3 separate regions of the Homo sapiens genome follow, and all the other regions are linked to region 3. The links are chromatin contacts, found by Hi-C or POLR2A ChIA-PET in ENCODE. All regions are on one chromosome and are shown on one strand. The core of a region is the stretch at or near the end of the contact, and the rest is flanking DNA. Distances in the headings are between cores, read along the strand shown. Region 1 overlaps TBC1D1 (TBC1 domain family member 1). Region 2 overlaps TBC1D1 (TBC1 domain family member 1). Region 3 has its middle 24 kb from the start of TLR10.

Region 1 (3,948 bases), core at 126-2,625, 630 kb after region 3:
TCCCTGAGCACTGGTCACTACACAAAGCTGCAAGGTACCTGGCCCCTCTGCAAGGGGGACTGGCTCTCATCTTCTTTCTTGCTGGCCCATCTCAGAGCAATTCCACTAGAGTTGTAATTACTGGGGATCTAGAGCCTTCCTGTCATCCTGGCTCTTAGGTTCTTCATAGTTTTCAGTCAAGTTCCAGAATTTTGGTACTGAAGAAAATTTCTCTTCTGTTTGCCAAAGTAGGAATGACTATTTCCATACTTTCGATGTTTTGCCGAAAAGATAAAACTATTTTAAGTTACTGAAGCAATAGAGCTACATTATTGGAAGCTTGAAAAATAAAAGAAAAATCACCAAATACAACTTTTATATCTAGCTATATTTCCTATTTCCTAAAAGCATGTTTTTCTAGTTCTAAACATAACCAACATAAAATTTCCTATCCCACTTTTCCTTTACTTAACATTGTATCAAATAAGAGCTTTTTCATGTCGCTATATATAACTGGCTTCATGATATTCTACCAGCTCAACCTACCATCATCATATTAATCCAGTCATCAAGTGTTAGACATCTAGTTCCAAGTTTCTGTTATTATAAGTGACAAGTCTAGGAGAATAACCTTATACATATGGCTTCCCTCATATTTTGGATTATTTCCTGAGGATACATTCCAAGAAACGGGATGACTGAGTCAAAGGGTATGAATATTTTACTGGCTTGGGATATGTTTCGCCAAATTGTCTCCCAACAGCCACTAATCAATGTGCACTGCCATCAGCAACATGCTAATGTTCTGCATACAGTATACCCTTGGTGCTGGGTACTGGCATCAAGAAATGTCTTTCTATTATCTAGTAGAGTAAAGCATTATATGTTACATAAGTTTAAATTACACATGAAGCCAAATACTTTCCCAGATATTTGTTTACTAGATATCTCCTCTTCGGTGAATTGTCTGTTTATGTTCTTGGCTCATTTGCTATTGTAGACTCAGCATTTCTCTTCACAGTCCATGGACACTGATTAATAAAGTCATGAACCCTGATGGTTTGCAGAACTCGCCACAGAGCTTCCGCCTTCCTAACCCCCTGCCCTCCAATCTGCTGGTCCCATTGTCATACCAAGGGCTGGAGAGTGGGAACAGTCGGCCTGGTATCAGCAACAAGGGGGCACACACTATCTGTAGTGAATTACAAAAAACATCAAACCCACTAAAAGTCCCTCTGCTTGTTATTACCACTGCATGTGAGCAATTTTCAACAACGCCAGTGGTAAACCACTTCTCCCCGCCACGCCCCACCCTCCTGGTATGGCACCAGTTGTCCTCGTACAAAACTACTCCTTTTCCACGGTGCAAACTGCCCAAGAAGTGACGGCTCCCCCACAGGCAGAAGAGGCACCTTTGCCCCTGATTTGAGGTGTGTCTTCTGAATACAGGAACCCTGGTTTCTAACCTACAAGCTCAACTGGAACAGGGGCTCCTTTGTTCATTGTGTTTCTAACAGAGTTGCCCACAGCAGGGTTTCTCAGCTGTTTGTGTGTATGTGAATCCCCTGGTGATCTCACTGAAATGCAGATTCTGATTCAGCAGGTCTCGGGTGTGGCCCCAGATGCTGAGTTTCTAACAAGCTCTGACATGATATGATGACAATGCTGGGCTGAGGCCATGCTCTGAGTGGAGCCTAAAGGATGCTGAAAATAGGCTATTTGCCCTGCCTCCCACAGCCACCCTTCCTCTTTTTCTTCCTTAAACTGAGCTGAGACTTCACAGCCACAGAGCACCCACTGTGACAAGAATACAACACTGACCTCCTTTCCTTTGTTACTAATTATTCCCAAAGTTTCCATTCTTCTTGGGTCAGAAGATGTAGATGGTTTATTCAATGGACAGGTCCTTTGGTAAGTACACTGCCACAAAGGCTTCAGACACCCTTGGTCTTCTGTCCTGGGCTCTGTCACCTTTGGAATTGCCCTCTCTGGCTGCTTTCAGCCTGTCCACATTGAGCCAGAGCTCCAGAGCCCTGTCCTTGGCCACCTCTTCCACCCAGGATCCAGCTGTGTCCCAGTTGCTCAGGCTGAGACTATCTATACAGGGAAGGCATTTAATGAAATGGAACCACAGCTATCACAGAGGACCACCCAGATGCCCTCACTTCCTGCCCCACCCCATCTGTACACAGGGCAGTATGCTCCACCATCTGCAATGGAAGCATCCATTACATCTACTCTGAAGACCCCCAAGATTTGGGCCTGGGGGATCTCTAAGGCTGCAGAGGAATCATGCTGGACCCCATGTCTGCTTTCTGTGTAGAACTTAAGACTACAGCACCCTCTGGATGGGAGGGGGCAGTAGGAAAGCAGAAAGCCTGACAGAGAACACTCAGATGTCAAGTTCAGATAGAAACACCAGAGGGAAAGAGGGGAGAGATGCGGGTAGATCTACTTTCTATAAGGACCACTGATAAAAACCCGGGCCCTAAATGCAAATTTTTGTGCTCCCGATACCCCCAAAATGTTGAACACCTCAGGTTCTGAGAATTGCTCTCTGCTCTCATTCCTGTACCTTCTCACATGCTGTGATCCTTTAGTTCAGGGATCAGCAAACCACCACCTGTGGACCAAGCCCATCACGCTGCACAGTTTTTAAAATAAAGATTTTTGCAACATGACCCATCATCCCCTTACATGCTGTCATGGATTGTTTGTGCTGCAAAGGCCGAGGTGAGTAGCTGTCGCAGAGGTGAGTAGTTGTGACGTTATGACCCGTGAAGCCTAAAATATATACTGCCTGGCCTTCTTTGGAAAATGTCTGCCAGCCGATCTTAGGTCATCTTTTAAGTCCAGCTGGACTCAAACACCTCAGCTCCAACCTCACAGCCCTGGCTCCCACAGACCCTGCCTTTCTACAAGGGGCCGGGCATGTTACTCTCTGCTCAGCTTCATCTATAAAAATAGGAATTATAATACCTATGTCCTAGAGTTATTAAGTCAGTGGAGGTCGGGCACAGTGGCTCATGCATGTAATCCCAGCACTTTGGGAGGATGAGGCAGGTGGATCACTTGAGGCCAGGAGTTCAAGACCAGCCTGGCCAACATGGCGAAACCCCACCTCTACTAAAAATACAAAAATTAGCTGAGCGTGGTGGCACATGCCTATAGTCCCAGGTACTCAGGAAGCTGAGGCACGAGAATGCTTGAGCCCAGAAGGTGGAGGTTGCAGTGAGCCAAGATCACACCACCGCATTCCAGCCTGGGTAGCAGAGCAAGACTCTGTCTCAAAAAAAAAAAAAAAAAAAAAGTCAGTGGAAAAATGAATGGCAACTTCCAAATAGCCAGATAGCGGCTTGAAACAAACCAGGTACACGCACAGCTATTTTCTTCCCATGCTGTGTCCATTTCCACTCTTCCAGCACTGAAACAGCACCTGATGTATCCTAAGTATTCTCAATACGTTTTATTTTTTGTTTTTTACAGAAAATAGGAGACAATGGGATTTTTTTCTGAGGCTCAATACTTAGGAGGTAAACAATGTCAGCTGGGATGGCCTGAGGGACAGGAGCAAGGTGACATGTCAGGTAGTGGATATAGCCCTCAGTCTAGGTAACCAAGGCTCTCGGGGGTCTGCCCTAGAAGCTGTAAATGTAAGTAAGTACATGCAACAAAAGCTGTAAGAAGAGAATGAATGAAAGAAAGAATGAATGAAAATGCCAGAAATCAAAGAATCAAAAGGGTGGAGAAGTCAGTATTAGAATCCTGGTAAAATAGGGAAAAACTCTAAATTAAATGACCTCCAGAGGCTCTTGGCAGTGTAGGAGAGCTGCTAAAGCACTTTGAGGTGGGAGGGACTTGAGTTTGAACCCCTACCTTTCCACTTTGCAGCAGAGTGAGTGTGGGTCAGTCAGTGAACCACTTTATATCCTCTCAGGAGTGCGGCCTGCACTGAATGGGATCATGCGT
Region 2 (3,521 bases), core at 755-3,254, 770 kb after region 3:
AGGCTGGAATGGCTGGCATCTGGTCACAGAGCCAGGCTAGACACAACTAGACCTCCCCAGTAAGGACTGGTTTTTTAGGCAACACTGGGTCCCTATGATTTGCTTTTATTTGGGATAAAATCGTCCAGTGTAAAATTTCCTTATTAGGCTAAAACCTCTAAGCCCACTAAATTTAAAAAAAAAAAAGAGAGAGAAGAGCTGCCAGTGCCCACATTTCCAGGGACTTGCAGGAATTCTCTGAAACTCACAAGCCTTACCAGGTCTGCATGCTCGTGTTCAGCAGCAGGTGCTAAGTGACTGTAAAGGGCTGTGGTGCCCACCCTGGGGTCTTCATGCAGGGCTTGAGGGTAGAGTCACCCTCTGCCCCATAGTGACAGGCCAGCTGGGCTCCACTGCCTCCATCTACTCAGTCAGGATTAGCACAAAAACTTGTTAGAGAGGTTTAAAGAGCCCCCAGATCAGCGGAGAGGTACTCCAGGACACTGTGGACTGTTCTTAACACCCACACCCAAGCCAAATCTCTGGCACCCAGAATAAAAATGATGTTTTTGAGAAGGACAATATCTAAGTTAACAGTGTATAGTCAGTTCTACTTATCCCTGATCAAAATTAACCGTGAGGTTGTAAAGTGGGATTTACTACATTTGGGAAATTATTACCTCTGTATACCAAGGGGCTACTCAGAGGTTTACAGTTCCCCACCTGCTTTCTGGCAGGCTGACTCTGTGACTGCCTTCACCACCTTCCCCCCACCCACCCCCGCCCCAGGTCAGCAGCTGGGTCTCTCTCATCTTGGCAGTTGTGTCTCAAGTGCCTGCCACAGAGTAGAGGCAAAAGAAATAGATTGTGATCAACACTGAGCTTGAAGCGGCCAGATTTCTTGACCAAGAACGTCTGGAAACACCACACTACTCCCCCAAATAGTGTAGTTATTGCAAAACAAATACAGAGTTGTGTGGTCTGGTGGTCTAGTACATCCAGCTCTTTCCTTGGGGAAAAATATCCAGAGACCACATTCTCAGCTGATTAACACACTAGAGAATTGACAAAAATCAAACTTTGGTACGATGTTCTTTCAGTTACACCAAAACTGGATGGCACAGACTTGAAGGGCTGCTTTTACTGAAACACTAGTGTGATAAAAATCCCTATGTATTATATTCACATATTTCTGGAAATGGAAGGAGAATCCCTTCCCTTCACCTGGAAATTCAGGAATACAGCTTTTTCTGGAACCGTAAGAAGGCTTTGGCCTTAGATGTACTAGCAATATTTCATGCTTATTATACAATTAATTGATTAATAATCAGTACACAAGGGGCCACAAACTCCTTACTCATAAGCGGGCTTTTGGTTGTGTTTCTGAAGTCAAATTTTACAAGTTCTAATACAGGGGTATCCAATCTTTTGGCTTCCCTGGGCCACACTGGAAGAATTGTCTTGGCCCACACATAAAATACATTAACACTAATGATAGTTGATTAGCTTAAAAAAAAAAAACTCAATGTTTTAAGAAAGTTGATGAATCTTTTTTGGGCCACATTCAAAACCATCCTGGCCTGTATGTAGCCCACAGGCCGTGGACTGGACACTTGCTCTAACATTTTAAACTTGGAAACTTACATATTTCTTTTAAAAGCCTAACACAATAGAGACTGTCACAATAGACCAGTGTAAATGTCCCTAAGCAAATAACGTCTCAAAAATCTGACAGTTTATTTCCACCTAATGACTGGTTTCCTTTGGGCCCACCCTTTAAAAAGAACTTCCGCAAAATACCACTTGGCTAATTCTCTGCCTTGGGCAGTCCTACAATTATAAATTCTGCTAAACAAATAAACTTCCTTCCTATTTTTAAAGTATTCCAAAATTGGAAACTCTGTGTCTTTGGTTGGCAAACTATTTTCTGGAGTCTAACAGCCTTAGCCATGAAGAAATTCTTCATTGCACTCTGAGAGACGAAAAAAACCAGAAACTGTCAAGGAGTCCCTCCCTACACCTATTTCAGGGAAGGGGAACTAACCCCACAGAGTTGTGACCTTGGGCAAGGTCACACAGGCTGCTGGTGGCAGAAGCCAATGTCCTCCTCTCTCCCCCATTTTCCCCTTAACTGATCTAAGTTACTTGTGGCCTAAAGAAAGCAGTTTGCTCTTGTTCTGTACTAGGGAACAGGGTTTATGTTTAATTCATGCAGAATGTGCTAGAACAACAGAAAGAATCTAAATATTAGTGTCAGCAAAAAGAATCAATCTCCGTAAAACATTTAAAGAGATTTATTCTGAGCCAGATGTGAGGACCACGACCCATGACACAACCCCAGGAGGTCCTGAGAACACGTGCTCAAGGTGGTCGGGGCTATAGCTTGCTTTATACATTTTAGGGAGACATAAGACATCAATCAATATATGTAAGGTGTACATTGGTTTGGTCTGGAAAGGTGGGACAACTTGAAGGTGGAGGGGAGGTTGCAAGTCATAGGTGGATTCAAATATTTTCTGAGTGGCAATTAGTTGAAAGCGTTATTATCTAAAGATCTGGAATCAATAGAAATAAGTGTGTAGGTTAAGACAAGGTCATAACCTGGGTGAAGACCAAGGTTTTTATCATGCAGATGAGGCCTCCAGGTAGCAGGCTTCAGAGATCTTATCAGACCTAACAAAAAATGTGCCAGACTCTTAGTTAATTCTCTCCTGGTTCAAGGAAAAGATCTGGAAAGTGAAGAGGATTCTTTAGAGAAAGTAGATTTTCCCCATAAGAGACAGCTTTCCAGGGCCATTTCAAAATATGCCAAAGAAATATATTTTGTGGTAAAATACTTCAATTTCTTTCAGGGCCTGCTATGTCAAGTGATGTCAGACTGCAGTTAGGCTGGAATTTGAGATCTGTTTTGGCAGTCTTAAGATCTCTGTTTTAATGTTTACGCTGGTCAGTTGTGCCTGAATTCCAGAGAGAGGAAGGTGTAATGAAGCATGTCCCCTTTCCCATCACGACCTGAACGAGTTTTTCAGGTTTCTCTGGAATGCCCTTGACTGAGGAGGGGGCGGTCCATCGGTCAGTTGGGGTGCTTCAAATTTTGTTTTTGGTTTCCATTTGAATGAGTGCCAGGTGATGCAAAGAGCTCTGTTTGGATCTTAGCTGTGGCTTTGGGAAAGACATCTCACCTATAGTGGGCTTCATGTTTCTTCATCCTTAAAAAGAGGGAATGCAGCTAAGCAACTACAAAAGTCTTCCTCCACCCCTAAATTCAATGATGATGATGGTTCACGAGTACTAAGTGCTTAATCTAGGTACTAAGTGTGTTATGTGGATAAATCGTCAACCGCTTAGAGGATAGCTGTTTATCATCCCCCCTTTAATGGATGAACACATTAATGTCTAGAGAAAAAAATAACTTACTTAAGGTCATCCCTCCACTGGTAACTGGTGGAGAGATCTGACCTAGACCAATGATTTCAGGGGCCCTTTCCTCCTTATCAAAGGTAGACAATCTAAGATAGTTGGCTTGACTTGCACTCACAGGG
Region 3 (3,456 bases), core at 1-2,500:
CACTCCTGTCCCTAATTAGAAACAACAGCAGAGAATTGCTGAAAGCTATATTCCAGCTAAAACCAGGCTGCAGCGTTCGCATCACCTGAGAGACGTCAGACATGCAGAATTTCAGGCTCCATCCCAGGCCTACTGATTCAGAAGCTGCATTTTAGCAAGATCCTGGCTGGATTTTATGCACAGTAAAGTTTGAGAAAGAAGGCTTTAAAAATGAACTGAGCAATACAATCCTTTTTTTTTTTTTGCACGGGGGGAGGTGTTCAATAGCAGAGTAGGGTGACTCTAGTTAACAACAATGTATTGTATATTTCAAAGTAGCTAGAAGAGAGAACATGAAATGTTCCCAGCACGTAGAAATGATACTCAGGGTAATGGAGACTCCAAATACCCTGACTTGATCATTACACATTTGATGCATATAACAAAATAGCACATGTACTCCATAAATATGTAAACTATCATATATCATTAAAAAAAATAAACTGAAGGCCTTAAAAAGGAATAAAATAATGGCATTTGCAGCAACCTGAATGGAATTGGAGACCATTATTCTAGGTGAAGTGACTCAGGAATGGACAATCAAACATCGCATGTTCTCACTTATAAATGGGAGCTAAGCTATGAGGCCACAAAGGCATAAGAATGATACAATGGACTTTGGGACCTCGGGGGAAAGGGTGGGAGCGGGGGGGTGAGGGATAATAGACTACAAATTGGGTACAGCGTACACTGGTTGGGTTATGAGGGCACCAAAATTTCAGAAACGACCGCTAAAGAACTTATGCGTGTAACCAAACACAATCTGTTCCACCAAAACCTATTGAAATTTTTGAAAAATTATTTTCCTAAAATAAAGGATATTTCAAGGAGTGCCTTCTCCATCTTGTGGCCCTCTGATGATGATAGCTCTGAAAGCTTTGAAAAGCTTGCAAATACCCAACTTCAGGAATAAATCACCTCTGAGACCCTCACCTGAAGACAGGATACTTCCTGCAACTCCAGGACTTTAAAGTCGGAAGAATTGTTTTTTTAAACTGGACTCTGAGGACACACTCTTAAAGTCACTCAAATTCTCTACAAAATTCTTAAGTTTTGTGTTTCTATTTCTAAAGATAATAAAAATAATTGATATGATCAAAAAACAAAAATTAACAAAAAAACACAAAAACCCCCCAAAATGAACTGAGGTTGTGTGCCCTTGTGTGAAATTTTGGGTTGCAGTGCCACCTTGAGGTCACTTTAGTATTTTTCGCTGAGCTTTGCAGTGGACGAGCTGCGTGGGACACAACAGAAGTCAGTTCATTCCTCCCTGGAGGAAACAGACCGCCCTTGTGTTAGTGCCCAGAGGTCTCCGACTGCGGCCTCTCTGGGCCACACTGTCAATTGAAGAGATATGGGCCCTCTTCCAAGGACGCCTTCTATCCAAGCTTAGAAGAATGGCTCATAGGCTAAGGCACTTTCTGCGTCAGCAACAGCAACAGATCTCAAAGAATGTCTGCCCCCATCACAAGATTTTTCATAAAATGTAGAAAGCCATTAAAGCTCAGAGGCACAAAGCATGGCTTTAGAGATCATCTAGATGAGTGAGCCCCACCTTTCAGGAATGAGAATTGCTTTATGATAATGGTTGGCATTTGCTGCATATTTACTGTGTCCCAAGCACTGTTCTAAGCACCTCCATGTACTTAGTCATTTGAACCTTAGAACAATTTAGTGAGATCAAAATAGTGATCTCTATTTTACAGACTCCTGTGTGGCAGTCATTTTGTTTGTACTATTTGTTGGTTAGGAAAATCTACACTAAGAAGAAACTATTGCTATGAATCTAGTAATTCTTGAAAATGAATTTGCATTGAATTAAATCCAATAACAGCCAATAACATCTATATATATTCAGGGAAGAGTAGTATAGAGATATAAATTATGTTATCTACCAAGCCTCAGACCACGGTTGTGGCATAGATAGACTTAGGGCCTCTTGCAACAGCTCCAAAGCTCTCCACGGTATTCTTAGCCCACAGGCTGGGAACCCCCAGTGTAGAAACACACCCCACGTGCTTTATAGATGGCACACCGTACAATCCTGAACACACCTGATTTCATCTGGTCTCTGATGATTAGTGGGATCAGGCTACCTTGGTCTTGGATGGGAGATTGTGGGGGAAGTTGCAGATGAGGAAACTGACTTCAGAAAGTTGTTATAGTTATTCTTCTAGCTTGAAAAAGCTACACTAGAGAGAAAAAGAGACCATGGGCAGTATCTCCTTTTCATTCTTCAACCTATACACCCTAGGAAGGTTAATTCTCCTAAAACACAGTTCTGTTTGGGTTATTTTCCCCCTCAAAATGACCCCCAGCTCTACCTGACTGCTTATTGTAAGGTAAAGCCATCTTCGTCTCCAAAGCAAAATCGAATACCAACCAACCTGCTTGTTGTTACTCTGTTGATGTCCCTTACCCTCTGTCTAGACTATGTGTTGCCCATAGGACAAGAAGAATGCTGGCCTTAGAGAAGACTTGGAGGGAGAGCTTTGGAGCTGTTGCAAGAGGCCCTAAGTCTATCTATGCCACAATCGTGGTCTGAGGCTTGGTAGATAACATAATTTATATCTCTATACTAGCCTTCCCTGAATATATATAGATGTTATTGGCTGTTATTAGATTTAATTCAATGCAAATTCATTTTCAAGAGTTACTAGACTCATAGCAATAGTTTCTTCTTAGTGTAGATTTTCCTAACCAACAAACAGACTTGGAGGGAGGCCACCTAGTGGCTAAGGTGACCTTCCTTGGGAAGCAGCACCTGAGTTAAGTCACCAGGAGTGCATGTTTAGGTCCTACCCAGACACAGGAAGACAGTGCCGGTGAGCCACAGAGTTGGAGGGCCTTCTCTCAAGACCGAGCGTGAGTTCACTGTGAGAAATATAGCTACTGAGGTGACCAGGTCAGTGCACATGCTGGCAGAGTTCTCTCCTGCAGGCCCTCATGGGACAAAATGGCATCATCAGAAGGCTAGTGGTTGGTATTTACTGCATATTTACTGTGTCCCAAGCACTAAGTACTCCAAGTACTTAGTCATTTGAACCTTAGAACAATTTAGTGAGATCAAAATAGTGATCTCTATTTTGCAGATTCCCGTGTGGCAGTCATTTTGTTTGTAGTATTTTTTGGTTAGGAAAGTCTACCCTAAGAAGATACTATTACTATGAATCTAGTAACTCTTGAAAATGAATTTGCATTGAATTAAGCCAATAACATCCAATAGCGTCTATATATCTTCAGGGAAGGGTAGTATAGGGATATAAATTATGTTATCTACCAAGCCTCAGACCATAGTTGTGGCATAGATAGACTTAGGGTCTCTTGCAACAGCTCCAAAGCTCTCCAAGGTATTCTTAGCCCACAAGCTGGGAACCCTCAGTGTAAAAGTACATTGGTCAGCATGTGTCTTGGCCA

Evidence for each region. A loop is a pair of places that touch in the nucleus more often than their neighbours do. ChIA-PET counts read pairs that join two places held with the same protein, here RNA polymerase II (POLR2A). Pooled maps may share reads with other maps.
Region 1: a map with no recorded cell type shows a loop between it and region 3 (16-fold over the local background). The contact joins two enhancer-like sites. A Hi-C loop is called at or near these places in 10 of 37 single-sample maps with no recorded cell type and 5 of 50 pooled maps. POLR2A ChIA-PET finds 5 or more read pairs at or near these places in 3 of 52 experiments (GM10248, GM12878 and activated CD8-positive, alpha-beta memory T cell).
Region 2: a map of OCI-LY7 shows a loop between it and region 3 (4-fold over the local background). The contact joins two enhancer-like sites. A Hi-C loop is called at or near these places in 1 of 168 maps with a recorded cell type or tissue (OCI-LY7) and 2 of 50 pooled maps. POLR2A ChIA-PET finds 5 or more read pairs at or near these places in 1 of 52 experiments (activated T-cell).

Annotation. Positions count from the first base shown.
Region 1 is chr4:38,126,723-38,130,670 of GRCh38, reverse strand. All of the region lies in intron 20 of TBC1D1 (TBC1 domain family member 1), which reads right to left. Among named protein-coding and RNA genes, the nearest start is that of PTTG2, 170 kb to the right of the region's middle. RefSeq lists enhancers at 812-1,664, 1,285-1,704, 1,785-1,944, 1,665-2,518. Within about 2 kb of position 1,375, at least 13 of the 41 ENCODE cell types and tissues checked have a DNase peak (open chromatin) inside an H3K27ac peak, as active enhancers do.
Region 2 is chr4:37,988,299-37,991,819 of GRCh38, reverse strand. The region is part of intron 2 of TBC1D1 (TBC1 domain family member 1); the gene reads right to left. Among named protein-coding and RNA genes, the nearest start is that of PTTG2, 30 kb to the right of the region's middle. Within about 2 kb of position 2,004, at least 5 of the 41 ENCODE cell types and tissues checked have a DNase peak (open chromatin) inside an H3K27ac peak, as active enhancers do; they include OCI-LY7, where a contact is called at or near this core.
Region 3 is chr4:38,757,510-38,760,965 of GRCh38, reverse strand. It overlaps the pseudogene RNA5SP158. Among named protein-coding and RNA genes, the nearest start is that of TLR10, 24 kb to the left of the region's middle. Within about 2 kb of position 1,250, at least 9 of the 41 ENCODE cell types and tissues checked have a DNase peak (open chromatin) inside an H3K27ac peak, as active enhancers do; they include OCI-LY7, where a contact is called at or near this core.